Regions from separate parts of the Homo sapiens genome. Here region 2 is linked to region 1. A link is a loop called in an ENCODE intact Hi-C map of the cell type or tissue named here. Cell type or tissue: mammary epithelial cell. All regions are shown on one strand. Each heading gives the region's core, and the rest is flanking DNA. Links, peaks and the distances in the headings are about the cores only.

Region 1 (4,397 bases), core at 76-4,075:
AGAAAACTGAGACAAAAAGAACATATCCAATATTCCATTAATAAAAAGTTCAAAAAGAAACTAATTTACATGGTTTACGGATGTATACCTAGGTAATAAAACTATAAAGAAAAACACGAATGTAGTTACTAGCAATCTTAGAATATTATTTATTTCTAGCAGTGGAGTAGTGGTTGTGATGGGAAAAGATGTAGTGTGTGTGTGCATGCGTGTGTGTGTCTGTCTGTGTGTGTTTCCTAAAATGTCAATGGTGCTGTTTTACTTGATCCAGGTGTTCTCTATTTTTCTGCATTTAATAATCAAATAGAAATGTGGAGAGTTAGAAAAAGTAGAGAAATGAGAGGATGTGAAAAAAAATACTGTGAGAGACAGGGATAGACAACATGGCAAGAAACTAAAGCCTGCAGAAAAATATTGTTAATAATATATTCCAAATGGGCTATACAAAGGAGTTCTTAGGATAAAGCTACCTGATATTCAATTTGATATTGCTGGCATTTCTTTTCACATTCTAAACCTTCAATAAACTCTGTTAAATAAATATTTTGAATGAGATTTTAGGAAAATCAAAGAAAAGTAACCAACCTATAAATTAATTTAGAACAAGGATTTTTTGAGAAAGGTGAGGAGTGGCCATGAGCATGTGAGCCCCTGAATGTGTACAGTAATCTTGGAGAAGGGATGAAGAGTACCAAAGGATCTGGAATCGGGCTTCAGTCAAATGGATTTGAGTCTCTAAAGAATAGTGCCTTACCTGATGCCCAGAGATATTGGTTTATGGCAGTATTTTCTCTTCTTTCTTCCATACAGAAGTCTAAGACTTATAGGTAATCAGATTTATTGGTCTTTATTCTTTGATTTCTGGTTTTCATGACATGCTTAAAAGACATTTTATCATGTTTGAGCATCTAAATCCTTGATTTGTCCAGAGTTCTACTTAGTGGAAAGATGGAAGGAGTGCTTACTTTTGTTTTCCCAAAAAAAAACCCAGCTCAATCTTTTTCTCTGATAATTTGAAATACCTCATTTAACCATGTGTTAAATTTTCATATTTACACACACTCTGTCCTATTCCATTGATTCTATTCCTGTGCTACTTCTATTTGATTACTATAATTCTTTGATAAATCTTAAAGTCTGATAGGGAAAGTCTTCCTTGTCAGTATTTTCTTGGCATTGCCCCTTTGATTATTCTTTCAACCGATAGGATCATTTTGCCATATTTAAAAACAAAACAAAACAAAAACCCTCTTGGGACTTCTGTAGATAAGTCATTGAATTTACAAATAACTTTCAGTAGATACACAGAATATTCTGTTTAAGAACTTAGTGTCTCTAATTATTCAGTTATTTTTTGTATGTCTCTCTATTGGGTTACATATTTTAAAAATCAACATCCTAAATATTTATCATCTTTAAACTATCCTGTTTATCAGTTTCAGCATCCAGTATTAATTTTAGAATCTATATTGATAGACATTTGCTTATATATTAAAAGATCAACTACATTTCATTAGGGGATGTCAGTTGGGTGTTAAAATACATTACATATATTAAAAATAAATTATATATAATTTCTATTTAAGGGAAAGTCTTCCCAGATTCTGGCACTGGGTTGATAATCTTTCTTTTGGGTGGTGTGAGCTTTCAAGTTTTCTTGCTTTTCTTTTTCTTCTTAGAAATTTTAAAGGGAAGCTGGGAGAATACCCCAGGAAACTCTAGCCAGGTACCATTTTAAAGCAGAAGTCTGTTCACTGACTAATAAATAATAAAATTTCAAGGCATGATTTATATGCCTTAATGCTACTCAGGGTTACAAATCCAGTTTGTACTTTATTTCAAACCCATTCCTTTCACCTTAATTGGTATATGCATCCAATATTTTGAATGTAGATGATTTCAGGGTATACTCAATATCAAGGCATGTGGACTGTTCTACCACCTGTTATTGTTTCTTTTCACCAGAAGAAACTAGAGCAGGGATCTTGCTACTTTTATTTAATTCTGACTTTAGACCTCTTATGATAATCAAATGTCAATTGCCCAAGACTAGGGATGGAAAAGCACTATACTGTGTGCTGGGGGGTTCTTCAAATAAAAGATTGGGTAATTTATATTTTTAATATAAGTGATTTAGACCCTGAGGCTTTGATCTAATTAAGTAGAGAATCAAATTAGCTGGAGATTAAATGAAGATAGAATGAGGGGAAGTCTTGCTGGCTCTTGAGTTTTCTAAGAAAGGCTCTTTGCAGTGCAGTGGTTCTCAACCTTGGCTGCATGTTGGAATTAATCAAGGAGCTTCAAAAAAATACTGATGCCCAGGCCCCAGGCCCAGAGATTTCAATGCAGTTTGTCTGATGAGCAGCCCCCGTATCAGGAATTTAAAAGTCTTCCCAACTGATTCTATAATAATATGCAGCTGAGGTTAATAATGACATAGTTCTTAATCCCAGTTGAACTAAGTGCCACCTGGAGGCTGGTTTAAAAATATACATTCCAGGGCTCTATCTGGATCCCTTCTGATACAATGGACTGAATTAGGCTCTAGGAATCTGCATTTCTAATAAGTGTCCATGTGATTCTGATGTTAATGATTCCTCCTCTACAAGATGTATCTGACTGTAGTCACCTCTCTCCCCATCCACCTTTAACTCAGCTCTCAGAATATCTTTCTTAAATATATATATATATCTTCCCAATTTAAAACATTCACTGGCTGCCCCTTGTCTACAAAATAGTCTTTAGTGCAACTTTCCAGGCCTCCCCAGCCCCAGCCTTTGTCCATCTTCTTGGCCTTCTCACCCACTTCATCCCAATCTCTGTCTACCATGCTCATTGCATCCTTTCCTGATTAACTTCTGGCTTCTTTTAGAGTCTTTGCTTAAGCAGTTACCTCTGACTTCATAGACCTTTCCCATCTTCAACCACCTAATCCTGCTCTTCTAGCAGCTGGAATTCCAACACTTTCATGAAAATTTGTTTGATCTTCTAAAATTAGGATATTCACACTTTCCTCCACATGCCTATTGCAACTGATCTGCACCTCTCCCTTATTTGCTTTGGTTTGGTTGGACCTGAGCTGCGGAAAGTTGAGTTCATCTTACCCCTCTGTGCATAGCATCTTATCTTCATGGGTCAATGCCAGGATCCTCTAATATGTTTGAACTGTTCATAAACATGTGTGTACCCTCCTAAAATAAGACATGCTGCCTCAAGTATAGTTGGTTTTGTTCTGGAAACCTCACTCTTTTTTTCACTTCAAATTTCTTTTATGATCTATCCACACAACTAAAATTAAATCAAATTCATTTCATCTACCCACTGCATAGCATCCCTTAGAGGGCACTTACCACCACATTTTACTCTTCTTTTCCCGTCTTAATGGATATCTAGTTTGCCCTGAATTCTCTACTGCCACAAGGAGGCCACACTGAACATTCTCTTAGGTGGCCCCTGGTGGATCCATATGATAATTTTTTTAGATATATGCCAGAGAATGTAATTACCTAGCCATAGGGAATAAACTCTCTTAGTTTCTCCAGATACTGTCGGAATGCTTTCTGGACTAGCTGTGCAGTTACACCTCACTTCTGGTCTTAGGCACTCACCTCCTATAGTGTACTTATCCCTGGTGAGGATTATGGTCCCATAAATCATGCTGGCACGGGAAGGCACCATTTATGAACTTATTTATAGGAAAAAGTGAATCAGGATCTTGAAGTTGCATGTGATTGTGCAAAACCCTTTGAGATATTTTTATGTCCGCAGAAACAGTAAGTATATAAACTACATACTTACTAAGGAGATCATCAATGATATTTTATAAGCTAAAAGCAATAATAGATGTTTTTATGAATGGAAGTAAGAGATCCAAAGGTCTTGTCTGTCCTGCAAAAAAAAAAAAAAGGTCCGGAAAACATGGTGATTACACCTTGATTAGGCCAATTTTATGACCCTAAGTGACTCAAAGAGCACTTTATCTGAGATTTTTGCTGCAGGGGAAATAATCTTTCAAAGTCAATTCACAAATATTGAAGTTTTAGAGACGGGAAGAATGTTAGTGTGGAAATTGCTGTTAGAGAGCAAGCTCCTTGAGAAGAGCATGGAAAAATAATTGTGTACAGTTAACACTTTTGGAGAACTTTTTATGTACCAAGTACTGTACTAAACAATGTATAAACATTATCTAATCTTCATTAATCCTGTGAATAGGTACCATTTTTGTCATCCCTTTTTAAAGATGAAAACACTCAGAGAATTTACATAATTTTCCCGAAGTCATACAATTGCTAAGTAGCAAAGCCAGAATTTAAATCTAGGGATTTTTTTAATTTTTATTTTTTAATTCCAGATTTCAAGCTCATGACTAATACAGAAAAAGCACAGGTTTGGAGTCC
Region 2 (4,397 bases), core at 228-4,227, 130 kb before region 1:
AACCTTTTGTGGCAACCTCAGCTTAAGCTTTTGTCACTGTCTTGAAATCACATGACTAGTGTTTTTTCTTTTCTTTTTTTTTTCTATTTCCGGTAGGATCATTAGCTCATACAAGTCATCAGGGAAGGACTCATCCAGCTCCCATCTCTTTCTGTGGAGCAGCATAATGACTGTGTGCACGCATTGCAGGGAGCCTCAGGCACTCAGACCTACAGGGGACTGGTGTGAAGCTCCTCATTTCAAATGCTCCGCTCTATTGCTCTATCTGAACATGAGGACCTTCTCTTGGCAGCTTAGATCCTCTGTTACAGCAAAGGATTGGCTCCAACCAATGGGAGCCAGTTGCTGGTGGAAAATATGATTACCAACACAGAGGCAGCTGCTGTTGCTCTTTGTTTTTCTAACTTTCAAAAGTGTGGAACGGTAGTTAAAGCCCCCAACAATCTTACTCCTTTCTATCCCATTTCATTTCACCGAGGGTTCAAGGTAGCTGCACTCCAAGTAACATCTTCAATGATCATATTCAAAGCATGATGTCACACAGGGATAAGAGTAGCAATTTTTTTTTGAATCAATATGTAAACCTGACTCCTTCATTCAGGGTTACAGCTCTCCAGTGTTTTGGCCTCTCATCACATGGCTCTGATGTGTGGATCTTTTGTATAGAACCTCTTGGCTGGTGAAAGTCTGAACTGAAAAGGCACCAGTATCTGTTAAGACAATCCTGTTAGCCTGTTATTACCTGCCAATTACATTGTTCCTTGTTTAGAAATCCAGTTGAAAGAGGCACGCTAAGAACTCCATCAGAAGTAGCTGGTGTGGATTTTTGTAAGTATGGGTAGAGAATCTGCCTACGGCAAGTAACACCAGTGCTGGCATGCCCAGAAAATTCCAGCTGGAGGTGGGAGTAAGTGGCACTTGGCAAAGTTGCCCTCTTGACCTACTTGTTTAATTTGGATGGAAAAATGTGTTTTGTTTATGTATTTTTTTCAGGAAGCCATTATGGTGAGTCTTTCCAATATAATTTCCACTGAGACCTCTCTTATTCAGCTCAATTTTCTCTTGGGCTGAGGCTGACAGAGACATGGTTGGTGGGAGAATCTGTCACCCTGTGGAGCTGAACAGTCTTCAAGATAAAGCTGCCTGCTGGCCTTTCACTCCCAAATTGCCTGAAACCTGGTCACGTCCCAGCCAATGTCCTCTGCCTTTTGATGAGCTCCACTGTGAGGGGAGAACTAGAAACTGTGAGGAGTGGGTAGACTTTTTCCTACTGCGCAGTGAGATGGGAATTTGGTTACATTAAAAAATACATCTGTATTCCTTTTATCATGCAGATGAAGTAAAAAGGAGTATATAAAATAAATTTATAGTTTTGCATTTAAAAGAGACACAGACAGAGAGAGAAAGAGACATCTTTGGCCTTTGTTATTTGTTTGACATCTGCAGTCCTGCTGGACCACTAGCTTGGTGAGGGCAGCTGGCAGGCAAGCCTGTGTGCTGTTGTAGCCAAGCCCCTAGCACAGCTCATAGTAGGGGCTCAGTAAATGTTGAATTAATAATTAATCTCCATATCAAATTTCCTCTTTGTCCGCAGTCATGAAATTCATACGTGTCTTAAGTTTCAAAGCACTGAGTGAATATAGCTTGCCCTAAAGCAAACAAACAAAAATAGCATTGCTTGGAAAGATCTCGTTTAGCACCTTAGTTACCACAAGTGCTCATTAGGGCTTTCTTTTTCTCTTGAAGGTGTACATTTGGCTGAGCGTGTGTAAGTGGGTTATGTGACTAGCCAAATGCCTTCTCTCTTCTGTACTTGAAGCCCTGCTCTCCCAAGCTGAAGAGTAGATGACTACAGGGAAAATGTGACTCATAGCAAGTGTTGTTATTAAATCACCTTGAAGTGTCTCTTGTAAAAGATAACTCCCTGCATTGTAGAAATGTCTTTGACAAGAGAGGATTAGGGTGAAACTGCAATTACCTTGACATAAAGGAATGAATTAACTTTCCAACTTGCATTTTTGCAAGGCATAGATTCAAGCTGCTTGGAATATAAACATTGAACACATTCACAATAGCTTGGGGCACTTGAAAATTCTAAAGATGGGCAAGGAGCCCCAAGATGCTAGGCAACTTCAGAGGTATTTCTCACCACAGAGGGAGTGCCTGTCTGGACAGAAACCGCCAGTGCAGTTGTGCAGTGTCTGCTCATGTGTCAGCAGGGTTTAGGGGACCGTCAGGACGAATGCCTCCTGGAGCTGATGCCTGCAGGGTCTGCCCGGAGGAAACAGAGAAATGCTCTTCCAAGATTTGACTTCCAAAACTACCCATTCACTCGACTCAGGAAATATTGACCGAGCACTTACTATGCGTTGGGGCGTTGGGCCGTGAGTTCAGGCAGTCTTGGCTGTCAGGGACTTGGAAAAGTCACACGTTAAACAAATCGTGTGGGCATGAACCTCAGTCAACAATTCATGTGCAAAAATACACACTTTTGTTTGTTTTCTTTAAGTCAAAGCTGACTCTAAGCTCTCATCCTGCCAGGGCAGCAGGAAATTCCAACTCCTAGTTTTGCACCAGAAGCCCAGGGCCTTCACGAGGATTCTGAAAACACAGGAAGGGCCTCTGGTTTCTGGTCCATCATAGCTGCTGCCAACATCTCTATTTTACCTCAGTCTCCAGATGGGCAAGCAGGCCAAGATGTGAGGCAGCTCAGTGTGTTCTGCTGTGTCAGTGTGACCTGTGGGTATATGAATGTCCACCTGAGCTGGAAAGTCCATGACAAGGCCCTGGCGTCCTCAGGTGCACGCCTTGGCCATCTCTCTGAGGAATATTCACAGCTCCCTAGGCACACTTCTGTCGGAGACACAGGCAGGCTCTAACCAGGGAGGGGAGGGGGTGGTCTGCAGAATAGGGCCTGAGCCACCCTTGGATGATAGGGGAGTAGGTACTCTTGTCCAACTTCTAATAGGAGACTGGGCACTTAATTGTCCAATTTCTTTCCTCTATCATCTGTCATATTCTTAACAGCAGCCATGTCAACATATGACTTAAAATTGTTAAAAAGCCCAGCATGTTGGGAGGCCAAGGTGGGAGGATCTCTGGAGGCCAGGAGTTTGAGGCTGTAGTGAGCCATGATTGTGTCCCTGTATTCCAGTCTGGGTGACAGAGGAAGACACCAACTCAAAACAAAAAATTGTTTAAAAGGCTGAATTTTTAGTAAATGTATTCAGGGGAAAAGTATTCCACTAACACTTGGTTACATTTCAGTCTGGTCTCTGCTAAGCTCAGCATCTGTCTACCGTCATCCACCTTGAGAATTTCTCTCCTCTCTTCCTGTCATCGAAGGAAGGGCTCTCACCCTTTGCTTTGCCTGCAAAGGACTGGGTGTTTTACATGAAGAACAATGTCTTCCTTCAGCTTCCACTTTCTCTCTGGAAAAATCCCTGCAGCAAAGGAATGCAAAGCCAGGCACCTGGTAGAAATGAAGAAATGGAACCACAGAACACCCATGAATGAATGGTTCAGCAGACTGTCCCACCAGGCCCCAAATCACAAAGCGCATGAGGATAATGAAAGAGGAATTGCCTGCAGCCAAGGGGCACATGGTGGGCTGGTCTGAGGGGCCAGAGAAGGCCTCCTGGAAAACGTGTTGACTAGGATAAGGTCTCGAGGATGAAAAAGAAGTTCACCAGGGAAGCAGGGTTAGGATGTTTACAGGGCCAGGTCACAGAGGGAGAGGGGCAGTCAGAGAGGGAGCAGGTATGGCCTGAGATCTGAGCAAAAGCCCAAAGGGCAAGAGAGGAAATATCGATGGTGACCCAGTGGTTGTTGAGTCTGTCCTTGTCCACTGGGTCCCTTACAGGAGGGCTTTCCCTCATGTGGTTTGTTTGTATGGGGCCTGTGTATTTAGGGACAGCACAGATAGAGGCAAGAAGGAATCAGAATGGAACCTACAAACGTGGAGGGGAAGGAGCCACAGCCCCTAGAGCCACCACATGTGCAGACCCAAGTTGGAATGGATCTCGGAGCTGGCGCTCTGGAGTGAGCTACTGACACTCTCACAGTCTCGGCATCTCTGTAAGATTAGAACAGTAATTCTCACATCCTAAGTTGTGAGACTTTAAAGACTCATGCACAGTGGATATTAGGCCAGGCCTGGGCTGCTTGCCCTCAGCTCTATTCTCTCCCAATCCTTGCTCTCTCTGTGTGTCAGGAGGCCATCCCTGCAATCTCCGGTGTCAGCCAGATCTCTGGCCTGTTGAGGCCTTGGCAGGAGATTGGAGGGTGGGAGGATGAAAGAAGCCCAGGTATTTCTATCCTCTTTCTCTCCTCCTGCCTGGCTCCAATTTCCTCCTGACAGAGCTGCCATGGTCCTCATTTCCACTTAGTAGGTGACC

The links. Peaks named below come from ENCODE experiments on the same cell type or tissue, not always from the same donor. Only the 100,000 strongest peaks of a DNase experiment are listed, where the experiment ranks them.
Region 2: it touches region 1 in a loop (2.4-fold over the local background); 2 of 110 quality-filtered maps call a loop at or near these places.

The regions. Positions count from the first base shown.
Region 1 is chr9:20,190,671-20,195,067 of GRCh38, reverse strand. It overlaps a transcript of SLC24A2 not described here. Among named protein-coding and RNA genes, the nearest start is that of MIR4473, 220 kb to the left of the region's middle. In mammary epithelial cell, for the core only: CTCF peaks have their summits at 2,474 (motif pointing left) and 3,428; no DNase peak of the experiment used is centred there.
Region 2 is chr9:20,317,547-20,321,943 of GRCh38, reverse strand. No RefSeq gene overlaps it. Among named protein-coding and RNA genes, the nearest start is that of MIR4473, 91 kb to the left of the region's middle. In mammary epithelial cell, for the core only: no CTCF peak of the experiment used is centred there; DNase peaks (open chromatin) are centred at 773, 1,873 and 2,123; H3K27ac peaks cover 2,552 bases.